Linked DNA regions of Mus musculus: region 2 is linked to region 1. Evidence: chromatin loops called from intact Hi-C (ENCODE). Cell type or tissue: heart. All regions are shown on one strand. Each heading gives the region's core, and the rest is flanking DNA. Links, peaks and the distances in the headings are about the cores only. Region 1 has its middle 27 kb from the start of Gm10851. Region 2 holds the start of Rbm17 (RNA binding motif protein 17).

Evidence for each region. Peaks named below come from ENCODE experiments on the same cell type or tissue, not always from the same donor. Only the 100,000 strongest peaks of a DNase experiment are listed, where the experiment ranks them.
Region 2: it touches region 1 in a loop (2.1-fold over the local background); 3 of 42 quality-filtered maps call a loop at or near these places.

What each region holds. Positions count from the first base shown.
Region 1 is chr2:11,543,999-11,552,739 of GRCm38, forward strand. It overlaps a transcript of Pfkfb3 not described here. Among named protein-coding and RNA genes, the nearest start is that of Gm10851, 27 kb to the left of the region's middle. In heart, for the core only: a CTCF peak has its summit at 3,821 (motif pointing right); no DNase peak of the experiment used is centred there; H3K27ac peaks cover 295 bases; H3K27me3 peaks cover 673 bases.
Region 2 is chr2:11,598,546-11,607,286 of GRCm38, forward strand. It overlaps Rbm17 (RNA binding motif protein 17), which reads right to left and starts at 4,654. Exons shown (of 12, transcript NM_152824.1): 1 at 4,540-4,654; 2 at 2,074-2,211. The coding sequence starts at 2,196. It also overlaps the pseudogene Gm13260. In heart, for the core only: a CTCF peak has its summit at 4,786 (motif pointing right); a DNase peak (open chromatin) is centred at 4,736; H3K4me3 peaks cover 1,819 bases; H3K27ac peaks cover 1,475 bases.

The DNA of each region.
Region 1 (8,741 bases), core at 360-8,359:
ATGCCCGCTTTGGGGGAGGGCTGAAGCAGAAGATTACAAGATCAAAGCCTGGCTAGCCTATAGATAGTTAAGCAGCCTGAGATCCTGCCTCAAGGAGGTTAAGAGTAAACTTGAGAACTGGAGATGTGCTCCGTGGTGGAATGCTGGTTTAACATGCCTGGGGACCTGGGCTCTATCCCTAGCACTACCAGTTTCCCAGTAAAGCTGGGCATGGTGGTACTTGGGGAGGTAGAGACAGGAGAGTCAGGATTTAGGCCAGCCTTAGCTTATGACCAACCTGGGCTACAAAAGACGCTGCCTTGGGGTGGCAGAGTTCCTGAATTAATTGTAAAGTGCAACTCAGACAAAAACGTCAGGTTTTGGCCTTCTGCTACTAATGCTTCCGTGCCCACTGATCTCAGATGGCATCTGGCTGCCAGCAGGCTCAGATCTCAACAGAAAGGGCAGCCTTGCCCTAAAGTCTGTCTGAGCCCAAGTCAGACCTTCACTTTCTCTCTTCTGGTTCAAAGTGCACACTTCCTTTGAGGTATCTCCCTAACTTCCCCTTTGCCTCCACTAACTGATTAGCCCTTCCTTTCTCAGTGCAACTGGATGGTCAGTCAAAGCAGCCTTAAAGAGAAAGGTTACAGAGTCCAAAGCCCTACACTAACAACACCGTGGCGGCAGAGCAGCTAACCTAAAAGGATTTGGTATCTCAGTGTCCACGTGCATCAGGGGCACCTGAGCCTCTGAAAAATTCTCCTTGGGAAAGGGGAACAAGACAATCGTCCTGACAGAGTGTCTGCAAAAAAAAAGAGAGAGGTTGTTGCTGAGTAGTCGGAGAGGACAGTTTCTGAAGCAAGGTCAGAGGGAGGGCAGGTTAACCTTAAGCCTGTCTGCTCTTCTTCAAGTACCTCGATCATCTCCGCTAAGGCTTGAGACACCCTGGAGCGAAGACTCCTCGCTGAGATCCTAAGGCGCACCACCAGGAGTTGTACACACAGTTATGGGGAAACGGGAAGAGGGACAGTGCTCCCCAGACCAGAGCTGCTCCTCCTCAGCCTCTTCTCACTGGTGTCTACTCTGCAGTTGTTTTGGGGGGTAGGGGGGAAGAAGGGGCTAGCTTCTTGGTATCTGAGATAGGGTCTCATATGGCCCAGGATAGTCTCAAATTCTCTATGTAGACTGGGCATGGTGGTCCCACACCTTTAATCCCAGAATTTGGGAGGCAGAGAGACACAGGCAGGCAGGTCTCTATGAGTTCAAAGTCAGGCTGATCTACAGGGTGAGCTTTTGGACGTCATGGATTACATAGAAAGACTGTCTCGTTTTCTGTAGAGTTCGAGTTGTCTGACATTTAAAGAAAATAAAGCAAATAAAATTAAAGGAAACAAACTCCCTAAGTTTTTCTAGCTTCTTCACAAGTGCTGGGAACTAACAGTAAGGTGCTTTGTGTGAGTCTGTACTTGACTCACACTATACTTGGGCATACAAAGAAAATTCAAGGGCCTCCAACTTTCCCTCTAACCTACTGTAAAAGTGCATAGTCACCCTTTCCCTAGACAGCAGGAGGGACTTACACAGACGTTAGACTGTGGGAAGCCTATCAGGAAGCAAGCTTGTACTTAGGACAGCCTGCCCTGAGACACAGAGTTGCAGGCAGGCTTAGTGAGGGGATACAATGTAGTAACAATGTCAAGTTCAGTACTCAAGTCAGAGCCAAAGGAATAGAGACTGGAGGCAGGGTCTTTCACATGTCACTCACCTGAGAACTCAGCTTCTCACCTACACACACTGACAGATACACAGCACTATCTTTGGGGGGACAAAATTGCAGCTGGAATCCTTCCATCCCCTGTCCCCCTCAAGTGGCTCAGCCAGACCTTGTAGCCAAGGATGACCTTGAACTCTGATCTTCCCAAGTGCTAGGATCTCAGATATGCACCAACACGCTCAGGACTGTGAAGCAAGCCAGGGGTTCTGTGCATGCTAGACAAGCCGTTTATCAACTGAGCTACGATACCTACCGAGACACACACACCCTTTTCTTCTTACATCCAGTTTTGCTCTGAAGCCCCGCAAGCCAAACACACTTGGTGTCTGTGTGTAACAAGCATCCAAGCAACTGGACAACACCGACCTCAGAGTCAGAGCCAAGAGAGCATTAGCTCACTTCCTTCTCAGACACATAGGTAAATGGACTCCAGTGGCTTCAATGAAATCACTCAGACAGTACTTGATGAAGGTGACCTATGAGTGTCTCGTTTCCTAGCTTCCAAGTCATTCCACTGCCTCTTCCTGCCTAAGCCACTCCCAGAACCGTCTCGCGGGAGCGCAGTGACCGAGGTATACTTATTTACAGACTGACTGGTCAGTGAACCCGATCATCATCCTGTGGGATGAGTGGCCCCCACCTATGCTGAGGGCTGGATAGCAGATACTAAAACAGACTTGAAACTATTACCTTCCCTCAGACCACAGAGCTCCTGTGGGATCAATGAGAGAATCAGTGGCTGACAAAGCTCCCTCCTTAAGGATGTCTTGGGGTCTGCACTTAGAGAGAAAAAAGGAGGTCCTGACTGGGATATAGAGTCGAGGCCTTTTTTCACCAATGAGCATATATCTCTCACGTGATGCCGTCTCTCTACTTCTCACAAAGAGCTTGATTGTTAATAGAGGTTTAGTGTATCACTTGCTGTTTTTCTGACATAGATAACACACCATACCATGCCACAACATACCATGCCATTCTGTGCCAGACCAGACCAGACCAGACCAGACCAGACCAGACCAGACCAGACCAGACCAGGCCAGGCCAGGCCAGGCCAGACTACACAGCATGTGACAGATTGGGTCCATGTTCGAAAGGCAGATGCAAAGGCAGCTCTGTTCCTCACATAATTTGCTGTGTGACTTTTAGCAAGATACCTAACCCTTCTCAGCCTCTCTTTGCTTATTTCTCAAGCAGACATACTAATACTAAGGGGTCTCTGAGGGTGGACCTGAAGGTCACAGACTCACACAAAGAGCCTTGAGGGTGGACCTGAAGGTCACAGACTCACACAAAGAGCCTTGAGGGCGGACATAAAGGTCACAGACTCACACAAAGAGTCTTGAGGGTGGACCTGAAGGTCAAGGATTCACACAAAGCACCTTGAGGGTGGACCTGAAGGTCACAGATTTACACAAAGAGCCTTACTGTTAGGTCCCAGCACCTGCAAAGAAGCTAGAAGAACTTAGAGAGTTTGTTTCCTTTATTTTTTTTTATTCGTTCTTGGAGGAGTCTGGGCCTGGTTATTTTTATGGTTTTTAAAACTCTACTTCCTTGCTTTTTTTGATTGGTTTTGGTTTTGAACTTTGTGAGACAGCGGTTTATGGCCCAGGCTGTAACTGGATTTTCAGCTGAGGGTAACCTTTACCGCCTTCCTCCTCCACTCAAGTACTGGGCTGCAGGTGTGAACCACAGGCCTGGCCTTTGATTTTGTTTAGGGAATGGTCACAGTTCTTCTTCTTCTTCTTCTTCTTCTTCTTCTTCTTCTTCTTCTTCTTCTTCTTCTTCTTCTTCTTCTTCTTCTTCCTCCTCCTCTTCCTCCTCTTCCTCCTCTTCCTCCTCCTCCTCCTCCTCCTCCCCCTCTTCCTCCACAGTTCTTTTTTGAGACAAAGTCTCTCTGGTGCTCTGGCTGTCCATAAACTCACTGGGGCATTAACTCACTGTGCAGACCAGGCTGGCCTTGAACTCACAGAGATCTTCCTGCCCTTTGCCCCTCCCCCTCCACTACATCTAGAACAGTTCTAATCTGTAAGAGGATTTACTTAGCATGCTCGCCTGTGTGAGTTTATGTGCAGGATCCCACAGAGACCAGTAGAGGGCATCAGATTCCTCCACCCCCACCCCTCTGTGGTATGAGTGAGTATGGAGATTAGACAATTTTCAAAAGTCATTTTTCTCTTTCCACCTATTTACATGGGTTCTGGAGATCAAACCCGGGCCACCAGACTTGTATGGTAAAGAACTTTGTTCACTGAGCTATGTACATGGCCCTGGGTTTTGTATTCATTTAGTTGTTGTTATTTGTTTTATTTTGTTTTGGCCAAATCTCACACTGTAGCTGAGCCTGGCCTTGAACCTCACTAACTAGCTCTCACCAGCCTCAAACTCTTCAGCAATCCTCTGGCCACCATCTCTTGTGGATATTAACAGGTATGAACTGCTGTGTTCAGCAGTCTTGTTTTTGTGACACTAGGGAATCCAACCGCAGCTACATGCACATTGTGGGCATAGTTTCACCAGTGAGCTACTTCCCCAGCCCATCATTGCTAGTGAAACGTTGACCCACTATTTGTTGTCCCTTCTGACAACGAACCCATGCAAGAACACTTAAAATCCTATTGTTGGAAGACACTAGGCCTGAAAGAAACCTCAAAAAAAGAAATTTAGTCACAAGCCCAGGCTTTAGACTAAGCCATACCTATGAGGCTCTGATATTTTTCTCCATTTTTCTCCCTTCCCCTATTTCTTCTTCTCTGTGGTGCTGAAGATGGAACCCCAGAACCTGGAGATTTTTGTATGTGGGACAACCGTCTCCATCGTGGAAGATCCGGTCATTAAGGTGTCGCGTTTTTGCAGAAGTGCCACCTCAACCTCTCTCCACAGCACCTTCCAAATGCAACCATGACTTTCGTGACTTCCTGTGTCTAACTGACATGCTTCCTGTCCTCCTTTTTTGTTCTCTTAGATCTCACATTTCCTAACTTCTCCTATTCCAGCCGATCTCAAAACCAGTTTCTACAGTCCTGCTTCTTGGTCAGCCCTAATACCGAAAGTCTTCCCTCATGACAGCCGCAGTCACCCTGGAGACCAGTGGGGAGACAAGATGCCTAGCTGAAGTGTCATGTACTACCTCAGTGTATGAGGCGATCTGGCCCTACACTCCTCCCTCCACCCATATTATAAAATGTCACACCACGGGGGTCTGCGGCAGAAAGGCGGGAGGTCCCTTACTATCACCACAACACCAAACTCAGAGAGAGGCTGTGACTTCATCCATCACAGCTGGTCAGACACATCTCTCTCCATCTACAGTCTAGTTTCTTTAACAGGGGTGAGGAGAGGGTGGGGGGAGGCGTTTATTCTTAAAAACCAAAATCTCAAAACTACCTCTCTGTTACGACTTCTATTTGGTTTTTTGTTTGTTTGTTTGTGTGTGTGTTTGTTTGTTTTGGGTTTTTTTGGTTTTAGGGTTTGTTTGTTTGTTTGTTTGTTTTTAAACTAGAGTTAGTATTAAAGAGAGTAGAGAAAAACAGAAGAGTGTTGCTAGGTTGTTTGGTTGTTTGTTTTGAGACAGGGTCTCATGTAATCGAGGCTGGCCTCAAACTCACTGAAATCCTGCTTTTGCCTCCCAAGGGTCAGGCTTGTAGGACTGCACCACCATGCACAAGGTTTTGATTTCATGAGACAAGGTCTTACTATGTAACCAGGTCGGCCTTGAGTTCACAGATTTGCCAGCCTCGGCCTCCTGAGTACTGGGATTATAAACATGTCTTTCCACACATCTTAATTTTCGTTCGCAGTCCTCCTCCTCCTCCTCCTTCCTCCTCCTCCTCCTCCTTCTCCTCCAGTACAGTCTCAGGTAGGACTTGAACTTGTTATGTAGGCAAGGCTGACCTTGTATGATGCTTCCACCTCCCCAGTGCTGGGATTATAGGTGTGTACCACCCCACAGGGTTTATGCAGGGCTGAGATTGGACCCAGCACCTAGTATATGCTCTGCATGAACCCTGCCAGCAGAGTCAGATTCACCGCCCCATGCCAACCTCTGACCTTCCAGTCTTGGCACTTGTTGGATAACATAGGAGGTGAGCTCCCAGGAGGGAACCCCATGTCTATCTGGAAAATGTTGGTACACCGTTTCAAAGATGAATGTATGACTTGGCATGCAGTTGCTCAACTTTGCCCTAGTGAAGTTCAGGACATGTTATTGGGTGCTCCCTGCGGGTGAGGCACCTAAGGTTGATATCTGTGGTCCCAACAAATCCACTGTCCATCCTAGGGCAATGTACCTTGCAGTGTAGCCAGGCAGGTTGACCTGTGTGGATAGTACCATCAGGCTCCTGGCTCCAGGACTGCCAATGCTATGAGAACAGAAAGGCAAACAGGGTCTCACAGCGTCCTCCCTGAAGCCCGGCTGCTGCCAGCTGCCTGCATCCTCCACGAGAGGTCAGGACTTCAGTCAGACAGCTACTATGGCCCTCAGCATCTTGGGCCTAAGAATACACAGCATTCTCACTGACCAGTGGGGTTTCCCTGTATCCTACACAATCTTCCAGAAAAGGCTTTTTACTCTGGAAGATTCACTCTTCTCTTCTCAGCTTGCCTGAGACATGTTTCTTCTAAGCCCCTGACAGGGCTGGTCCCAGACCTTTTGAGTGGTTGTCAAGGCATAGAAAGAGGGCTGTGGAGGCTCAATAGCCAAAGGCTCTTACCACACAAGCTTGAAGACCTGAGCTAAATACCTGGAAGCTACAGCAGGAGAACCGACTCCACAGTGGTCCTCTGACCTTCATTGCACTCACACTCATGAGCACACAATAATAATAAGTAATTAAATATTAAAGACATAGAGCCATATCAAAGGATGGGCTTAGCAAGCATCCCTTTCTGACCTTTGACTCACTAAGAAAGCCTCCTCCGCCTGGACCACTGAAGAAGGCTCCTCTACTTGATTGCACTTGGTCTGGGGTGGAAAGAAGAAATGATGTTTTTATTGGTGTGCTATTCTTGTTGTTGAGTTGTTTGTTGTTGTTGTTGTTTGTTTTTAGTTTTTGGAGACAGGGTTTCTCTGTGTATCCTTGGCTTTTCTGGAACTTACTCTCTAGAGCAGGCTAGCCTAGAACATATAGCGATCTACCGGTCTCTGCCTCCCAAGTGCTAAGATTAAAGACGTGTGCCACCACCACCCTGCCCTTCCTATTATTTTTAATTATACTCTGAACACTTAATATGTTCAAACGGCTCAAAAATAAAAAAAACTTATAGATCCACATATGCTTCTTCTACCTGTGCTCGGGGTTGGGATGGGATAGAGTGTCCCTTTCATAACTGACCCTGTCACCTGCAGGCAGTTTCAGAGCATGGTTAATCAGGACACCTACACAAACCACACCGCAGGTCCCAGCAATTCCTACTTGCTGAGTTACTGCTAAGAGTTTACAACTCAGTGGCAGTGAGATGGCTCAGTGGGTAAAGACACTTCTTCAGATTAAAACAAGGAGCAAAAGAAGAGCCTAACTTGGTTGGCAAACATAATCGTTATCATCTAATAATCAACAAAATCAGTTAACTCTCTTTTTAAAAATAAATAAACTACTTGCTGAGATAAAGGCGCATGCCTGCAATCCGGGACTTGGGGAGATTGGGAGTTCAAGGCCAGCTTCCAGTGTGCATCCAGTGTGAAGCCAGCTTGAACTATATTCTATCCTATCTTTAAAGTTCTGAATTCCTAGCTGGGCAGTGGTGGCACACGCCTTTAATCCCAGCACTTGGGAGGCAGAGGCAGGCAGATTTCTGAGTTTGAGGCCAGCCTGGTCTACAAAGTGAGTTCCAGGACAGCCAGGGATATACAGAGAAACCTTGTCTCAAAAAAAAAAAAAAAAAAAAAAAAAAAAAAGAAAGAAAAGGAAAAGAAAAAGAAAAAGAAAAAGAAAAAGAAAAGAAAAAAGAAAAAGAAAAAGAAAAAAAAGTTTTGAACTCCTGAACATCCTGCATCTATCTACCTAGCATAATGAGAATGTGTCACCACAGCAAGCAATGAGGCAAAATCTTATTCAAACATAACTGAGATTCAGGTGTGGTGGCACACACCTTTAATCCCAGCACTTGGGAGGCAGAAGCAAGTAGATCTCTGTGAGTTTGCCAGCCTGGTCTACATATTGAGTCCCAGGACAGCCAGGACTATAGGAGACTCACTCCCCACCCCCTCCCCCACCCCCGAAAAAAAAAACCTAATTGAACAGCCTAATTATTTCAGACCTTAATTAGTAAGGTAATCCCCTAAACACTGGGATGACTGACAGACATCTTTGCCTTCCTTCAATTTGCCCACCAGAGACTGCAAGGTCATAAATAGGAGAGGGAGAAGAAGGGGGAGAGGAAGAGGGAAGGAAGGAGGAAAGGGAGAGGAGGGAGGGGAGGGAGAAGTAGGTAGAGGGGGAAAGGGAGGGGGAGAGAGAGGTTGGGGAGGGGAGGGGGAGGGACAGGGAGACTAGGAGATCAATGGATCAAAGACTCTTCACCATGTAGTTAATGAGGTGAGACACCCTCAAGAAAGACAGTCCAGGGAGAAAGTGGCCACAGTATGCGTGGGTCAACAGAGACCCTGAGGACAGTGGCTGTGGGCTTACCCATCACCAGCTGAGAGAAGTTAACAGCCTTGCTCAGCCCTGCTCTATGACCGATGCCCTCCCCCCACCCCCTATTTCCATATCTCCAGCATTGGAGTGTCAGCCAGTCCTCTTCACAGCCCAGAGCTGGGACTAGTACCTTAGCACTCCGTGCTAGTGAGGGGCAAAGGCCACTCTAGCCTCCCAGCAACCACAGAAATAACCTGCCCATTCAACCTGAATTATGAAAGAAGAGAAGCTCGGCAAGAACGGTGGGTGGAGGCAGCTGGGAGAGCCACGCTCCGTTGGCCCAGCACCTGGAGAGTCTTGCTTTCTTTCCGTCTACCCACAATCCATAGGCCCCCCAGGGGAGAGCCTTAGGC
Region 2 (8,741 bases), core at 478-8,477, 55 kb after region 1:
ATTTCCTCTACTTTTCTATAAAGTCTACAGTGCATGTGACCACTTTATGGCTAGCCTTAAGATCCACCTCTCTGTCTCCAGAGGGTGAGTTCTACCCTACTTCGTTTAGAATGATTACCCCAACCAAATAAAAATTATTTAATATGTATGTATGCATGCATGATTGGGTAAGCATACATCTGTGTGAGGCCTGGGTCTCTCTCCTTCCACCATGGGGTTCTAGGGATCAAACTCAGGTCATCAGCCTTCACTCACCGAGCCATTTCACCACCCCTGCCAGTTTCCTAAATGTACTTCTGATTTCTCCATCTTCAGCAGTCCCCCTTCTCTGATACCATCTCCATTTTCTCTGGGACACTGTTATTACAAATGCTGCTTATTCTACATGTCTCCTTAACTTATACCTCTATGTTCTCGCATATCCAAAACCTGTTCAGATTAAGGTTAAAGCTTATAGACAAGAATATCCCAGCCGGGTGTGGTGGTGCACGCCATTAATCCCAGCACCGGGGAGGCGGAGGCAGGCAGATATCTGAGTTGGAGGCCAGCCTGGTCTACAGAGTGAGTTCCAGGGCAGCCAGGACTACACAGAGAAACTGTCTAGAAAAACAAAACAACAAAAAACTTAAAAAAAAAAAAAAAAAAAGAATATCTCAGCAAGCTGGTGAGCAACACCAAATTCTCAGGTTGCTAAGATGCCATGGCCATCCGTGTGGACTAGAGGTTGTCATGAAAGTTTAAATTCTCAGTATTTAAAGGGTACAAACTTTCACTCTTATCAGGAAGTCTGAGCTCTCTGGACTTTAACGGTGCTTTAAGCAAACAACATATCATCCAGGAATCATAAAAAAAAAAAAAAATCACAATATAAACCCTAACTTCCCACAGTAGGGTTATGACAATCACTTATTTGCTCATTTTAAAATTTAATTTGTAGTTTCAAAAATGAAATACAAATGAAACCATACCTTCACCTTTCAGATACAGGTACATTTTCTCTACCAAGTATTTTTACAAGCGTGGCTAGTACTCTGAGAAAGGCACTGAAGAGCCCAAGAGAACCAATACAGTGCAACTTCACTTCCTCATAAGAATCAACCACATAGAGAAGCCTCAAGATTCAGGTCAGAAGGTTAGCAGATGAATTCTAAAGTAATGGTCCATTTTGACAAATTAAAATCTACTTGCTGGCCAGGCGTGGTGGCACACGCCTTTTATCCCAGCACTTCAGAGGCAGAGGCAGGCAGATTTCTGAGTTCGAGGCCACCCTGGTCTACAAAGTGAGTTCCAGGACAGCCAGGGCTAAACAGAGAAACCCTGTCTCAACAACCCCACCCCCACAAAATCTATTTGCAATCTCAAGATATTTGCTAATAGCTGACATTAAAATATACGCATAGTTGGGTGGGGTGATATTCCCAGCACTTGGTAGGCAGAGACAGGCAGACCTCTGTGAAACTGGGGCCACCTTGGTCGACACAGACAGTTCAAAGCCACATACTGAAATCTTATGTTGAAAACAAACAGAAACAAAGAAAAAGAAAAAGCTGCACTGTCTCCAAGACAATGCCAAGTCTAACAGGTATACAACACAGCAATTCCCACCTATAACTATATATCCTGGGTATGTTCACAAACATCAGAGCCTTTCATAGTGTACACGATTATTAACCCAACCAAATAAAATTTACTTAACATGTATGTATATATGTTTGTATGCATGTTGGGGTGGCTCTGATTATTCTGCAAAGCTCAATTCCAAACTTCTTACAATAAACTAGCTGGGACCCAGCCTAGGCCAGAAGTCCCAGACTATTAGGACTAGGGGTATGAAAACAGCATCTGTAAACAGTTTGCAGTCAGTCTCAGGCATGCTCCAGTCTAAAGCCAGTCTCATGGCTTTTTTTAATTCCCACTCCATGAATGGTCCTGCTGTTTCCAAGAGCCAGGAGAGGCAATCAGCTCTCCACCCCTCGCCCACCCACTCTTTTCTACGTATCCAGCAAGGGGGCAAAGAGCAAGCTTAAAGGAACTCAGCGGACTTGCCCTCTCCTGCCCTGGGCCTGTTCTTACCTTGGCCTGAGTGAGCGCCGCCTTCTTCACCTGGAGCTGGGACTGCAGGAGCTTGAAGTTTTTGGACCAGCCTTCAGTTTTTGAGTCACTGGTCTCCACTCCCAGGTCATCATATAGGGACATCTTTTTGGTTTAATGCTGAAAGACAAGCAGGGACAGAGATTAAAAGATGCAAAGCAGAAGCAAGTTATGAATGTCTCTGTGTTAAAACAGCTGCACCATGGACCCTCCTGTCACAAATGCAGGGTTCTTTCTAATCTGCAAAACTATACTTAGGCACTAGTTTAAAAACAGTCCTCAGCCTGGCGTGGTGGCACGCGCCTTTAAACCCAGCACTTGGGAGGCAGAGGCAGGCGGATTTCTGAGGCCAGCCTGGTCTACAAAGTGAGTTCCAGGACAGTCAGAACTATACAGAGAAACCCTCTCAAAAAACTAAAAAAGAAAAAACAAACAAACAAAAGTCCTCAGGGCTCTCATGTAGCTCAGGCTGGCCTTGAACTTATCACAAAGACGAGGTTGGCTTTGAACTTGTGACTCTTTCCTACACCTCTTGAGTGCTGGGATATGCCACTATGTCCAGCCTAGAATTAATTCTCAATCTAAAAGACTATGGTGAACTGACTTATGAGTCAAATCCTTCAGTTATAGAACTGATAATGGAGTAAGACGGAAGCTCTCTATGTGGGGCATTATTAACTATAAAGTTCCAGGTGCCAAAGAGATGGCTCAGTGGGTAGGAGTACTGGTTGCTCTTCCAGAGGTCCTGAGTTCAGTTTCCAACAACCACCTGTAATGGTGGCTCAGAACCATCGATGAGTCCCAGGAGGGCCAGGGCTGTTACAAAAAGAAACCCTGTCCATAAATAAATAAAATCCCTCACAGGTGAAACCCTGTCCATAAATAAATAAAAATCCCTCACAGGTGTGGCCAGCCATTGGGTTTTAGTAGATTCCAGATGTAGCTAACCAAGAGTAACCATCACAAGTCTAAAAGTCTACCTCTGTTAGCTTGATCCACACCACAATCATATCTTATACTCAGGACTTAATGATGTTTTACCGAATCATTTATACCCTTCCGTGTGTAGCTATGCCATCTCTGATAGTTCACATTTCCCATCCGTATTACCAAGATACCATTGGCCAGGGACTGTTAAAAACAAACTAACCAGAGTAACTAAAGCAAACAGCGCAGCAGATTTCTCTACTGTTCTGAAAGACTTGTAGAATGACCTACTAGAGGGAACTCTTCCCTGTTGGAAAGATGTGTGAAAAATTTATGCGGGGGACAGGTGGTGGGGGGGAGGAGGTACATAATAACAAATCAGGGGGTCAACAAGAACCCATATGGTAGGAGAAAAATGACGCCTGTAGGAAATCACACATGTGATTTCCACGTGTGGCTTGTCCTCGGAACTCTTAATCTCCTGCCTGCACCTTCCAAGCACTGGAATTCCAGACATATTGCCACCCTGGGCTCCATTACTCATATTTACTAAAATTTGTTATCTCGAAATGTTTACAGCTCAGCCCAGTATAAATGTGTCCCCATGATTTAAAAGAGCCACCTGTTGCAGAGAGACAGGCCTCACCTATTCCCAGAACAAGCAGAATTATAACAAGAACTTATGTCAATGGTCCCCCCTTCCTGACTTCTCAAAGGAAGGTCTGACTGATCACCCTTCTAAGTCCCTCTTCATCCTCTGTCACAGCCTTAAACTGCAGAATACTCTACAGCGCTTCTCTGCTCTTGCTTTCCCTCTTCCTCATAGGTGCAGCCTTTCCACTTGTAATAAAACTCCTCTTCCAGGTCTTTCCAGCTTGTAATCTGGTTCTTCGGATCAATCCAGGCCTGGGTTTTCCAACGAGCTTCTTAGAGATCTAACCCCTGGAGAAGCACCTTACTGAGCTTGCAGCACTCATTCAGAGCACAACTGGTCCAAGCAGAAGAAGCTCGAAAGCTAGCGGAGGGACATGAACGCTAAAACTCCCCTTAGCGCAGGCCTGAGCATGCCGGGGGTTACAACAGACACTCTCTGTCCCGGTGAGACAACGGCCTCAACCTTCACTTCAGGTGCTCTGGAAGGAAACAAGTTTTGGGGTTTGTGTTTTGGCTTCTCCATTCCTGAGGCCCGACGCAGTCTGGGTTACTGCGGTCTTGCGACCCAACAACTTGGTCTGGGCATGGGCCATGAAGAGGAGAAAGGTACTTTCTTCACTGTCAAGAGGATCGGGACTGGTGAAGGGGGGATCTAGGTGGCCCGGTGGAACGTGGCAGGCTGAAGGAGCCCAACGTGGAGGGCTGGGAACCCCCCGGGCAGCTCGGGGTGCCCCGCCCGCATCCCCGCGCCCCTCACGGCGCGGCCTAGAGCCGCGGCCTCGCGTCCAGCGCATCCGTGAAGGCGCGCACACCCGAGTCTACGTTCCGGATCAGACCGCCTGCCAGGGCCGCCGCGGCGCCACTCACCCGGCCTTCCGAGACGATTGTGCCCATGGGCCACGGCGGCGGCAGCGCGGAGCCCGGCCGCCCTGCGCGGAAGCCCGCCCACCGCCGGAGTCCGCCGCAGCGCCGAGCCTCCACGGAGTCCGCAAAGGGATGCACCGCGCGGGGTAAGAGAGCGGAGGCTGCCGGGAGTCCACGTCTGCGCCTGCGTGTGACTCGCGGAAGCAAAGCTGCACTCTCCGGCTCGCACTGCACCCTGCTGACGGGAGGACTACATTGCATCTCCTCTCTGCCGGCCAAGAGATGGCGCCATTGGCACAAGGTTTCGAGATTCATGTGCCTTCTGACCTTGGAGTAGGAGCCGAATCCCCTACTAGGCTCCAGGTATTCACTCCCAACTATTCCCTTATATACTAAATGGTGGAAATAAATTTGCAGGCGAGATGTTGCAGAATCTAATAGCATTAAAAACACACACTGAGCTAGGTCTTCAGAGAAAGAATGTAAACACTATAAACCTTGCTCGCTTGGAATAAAAATGCAGCAAATGGCAAAAGAAAGGTCAGAGAAACCAGGGCTTTGTGTAAATATGTTTTCCCCATATTTTTGGTTGCATGTAAAAATTATTTCAAGCTATAGCTGGACAGTTGTGACCCATGCCTTTAATCTCAGCCCTTGAGAGGCAGAGACAGAGATTTCTGAGTTCAAAGCCTGCCTGGTCTATATAGTGAGTTCCAGGACAGCCAGGACTACACAGAAACCCTATTTTGAAAAACAGCAACAATAACAACAACCCCCCCCCCCCCCCGCAAAGGGTGGTGGTGGTGGTGAATTCAAGCTGAAAAATGTATCAGTCAGGGTTCTCTATAGTCAGAGGACCTATAGACTGTCTATATATATTAAATGAATTTATTGCAATGATTTACACTCTGCAGTCCAACTAACCTGACAATGGGCAGCTGTGAATGGGAAACCCAAGAATCTAGTAGTTGCTCTGTCCCACGAAGTAGGTTGTTTCATCTGGTCTTCTGTCTAAGCTACAATCTGAAGAAATCGGTTCCAACAGAGATGCTGTCAAGTAAGTGCAAGAAGGTGACGAGGAGTGAGTCAATCTTCTTTCTCCCAATGTCTTTATGTCCTCAAGTTCCACACCTGGATCCGGAACTTGCTTTGTCCCAGGCTGGCCTTGAACTCAGAGAACTGCTTGCCTCAGTGTCCTGGGATTAAAGTTGTGCACTACCTTGCCTGGGCTGTCTCATGATCTCCATGTCAAGATCTGGGTCAGCAGCCTGTGTCTTCCAGCCTCAAGATCCTGTGTGCCCTCCATTTCTGGATTGTAGTTCATTCCAGATGTAGTCGAGTTGAAAACCAGGAATAGCCATCATAAAACTGTGGAGGTGGACCTTACACAAGTGAACACACCAACATTATAATCTGATTTACAAGAAAGTGTTCAAATAATTCTGAAAGTGCCAGGCGTGGTGGCACACGCCTTTAATCCCAGCACTCGGGAGGCAGAGGCAGGGGGATTTCTGAGTTCGAGGCCAGCCTGGTCTACAGAGTGAGTTCCAGGACAGCCAGAGCTATACAGAGAAACCCTGTCTCGAAAAGCCAAATAAATAAATAAATAATAAAAATTTAAAAAATTTTAAAAATTCTGAAAGCTTGAAAATGCAAGCCTGGAATAAAGTACCAGCTTGTGGCAGATAAACATAAAGAAATCAGATAGCAACACCATGTGTGGGTTGATTAAAAGTTTGACATGACATTTTATAATACAATTCCTGTTGAAAAAAAAATAAAATCTGTACATCAAAAAAATACAATCTTGTTATTCATAGTAAACACTATAGGAAATAATAAATAGGGAAAAGGAATTAACACACACACACACACACACACACACACACACACACACATGTAATAGTTGAGATTTTGTTTTTGTGGGGCAGAAGAGAACAGTTAAGAGCACCAGCTGCTCTTCCAAAGGACCTGGGGCTCTTTATAACCTACTTAGCACCCACATGACAGCTCACAAACATCTGTAACTATAGTCCCAGGGGATCTCATGGCCTCTGTGAGTGACAGTCACAGGTGGTACATAGACTTATATGCAGACCAAACACCTGCACTCAAAAAATATATTAAAAAAAAAAAGAAAATTGAAGCTTTAAAAAAAAAATCAATTTTGTAGGTTTACTATTATAGGCCTTCTTTTGGCTTTTTGGTTTGTTTGTTTTGTTTTTTTATTGTTTTTCTGTGGGGTGTTGTTTGGTTGGTTTGGGCTTGGTTTGGTTTGGTTTTTTGAGACAGGGTTTCTCTGTGTAGTCCTGGCCATCTTGGAACTCATTCTGTAGACCAGGGTGGCCTTAAACTCAGAGATCTGACTGCCTCTGCCTCTTGAGTGCTGGGATAAAGGAATGTGCCTGGCTTTTTTTTTTTTTTTTTTTTTTTCGTTTTTCTGAGACAGGGTTTCTCTGTGTAGCCCTGGCTGTCCTGGAACTTACTTTGTAGACCAGGCTGGCCTCGAACTCAGAAATCCGCCTGCCTCTGCCTCCCAAGTGCTGGGATTAAAGGCGTGCGCCACCACGCCCGGCATGCCTGGCTTTTTTTAAAAAAAACTTTGTTTTGTTCTATTTCTAGTTTCATAGTTACCTATTTCTAGTTATATAACCTCTTAGCTCAATGAACTTATTCTAAACTTTCAATGAACACAGTGTTTTTTTTTAAAGTTTATTTATTTATTTTATGTATATGGGTACACTGTAGCAGAGCAGATGGTTGTGAGCCTTCATGTGGTTGTTGGGAATTGAATTTTTAGGACTTCTGCTCTCTCCAGTCAGCCTCGCTCACTCAGGCCTGCTCTCTTCAGTCGGCCTCACTCACTCAGGCCCAAAGATTTATTTATTATTATACACACTGTAGCTGTCTTCAGATGCACCAGAAGCACCAGAAGAGAGCATCAGATCTTATTATGGGTGGGTGTGAGCCACCATGTGGTTGCTGGGATTTGAACTCAGGACCTTTGGAAGAGCAGTCAGTGCTCTTACCCGCTGAGCCATCTTGCCAGCCCGAACACAGTGTTTTTATGTGAGAAGTGGAAAGAAGAGCAGTATGAGAGAGGTGAGTTGCAGAGCCAGCACCTGTGGGAACTCCAACACAAACAAGCTCTGTGAATTTTTCCAGCAATATTCAGCAGCCTGGAGTGGGGACAGCAGGAATCAAAAGGTTAGCATTGGTCAAAAATAGGACACTAGTTAATCCTAGCCAAGATATTAGGAGGGCAGATGTTCCAGAAGAAAGCAAGACCAAGGGATATTCGAAGCCAGGACAGTGGGTAGATCAAATGCCCTGGCATGAACAATGGACAGAAATTGCAGGCTGATGTGAAGGGGGAGAAGGGTGGTGGGTGCTCTCAGAGGAAGACAAATCAGTTAAGGCGACAATTAGTATAATTTGCATAAACTTATAATTTGATTATAACAATGTGACAATGTGTAGTGTGTATAATGATACTTTTACTGTTGTTTTGAGACAGGGTCTTTCTATGTACTCCTGTCTGTCCTGGAATTTACTACACAGACCAAGATGGTCTTGAACTCACAGAAATCCTCTTGCCTCTGTTTCCCAAGGGCTGGGATTAAAGACCTGTGCCACCATCCCCGGCTAGTGATACTGTTGATATCATAAAGGATAATTTTTGTTTCCTGGTGTATACTTTTTTATGCCTGTGGTATATTTTTATTTGTTTGCTTTTTATTGTTTTATATAGGACAGCTAAAGCAGATTTTATTTCGTTAAAATTATTTTATTTATATGAGTGCACTGTTGCTGTCTTCAGACACACCAGAAGAGGGCATCAGATCCCTTTACAGATGGCTGTGAGCCACCGTGTGGTTGCTAGGAATTGAACTCAGGACCTCTGGAAGAGCAGTCAGTGCTTTTAACTGCTGAGCCATCTCTCCGGCCCTTTTATCCCATTTTTTTATGACAAGGAAAAGAAAATATAAAATAAGTCATAAGAAATGCTATCTATTATTTCAAAGCATTTTGGATGATGTACAAAATGCTCATAAAGCATATGAAAAGCATTTTCAAAAAATATGAAGAGCTTCAACGTGTTGTTTGTAAATTCTCTTGCAGTAAATGCAACATTAACAAACATACAACTTTCTTGTGGGCCAATTTTATTGAATTATATACTATTGTGTATGTAAGAAACATAT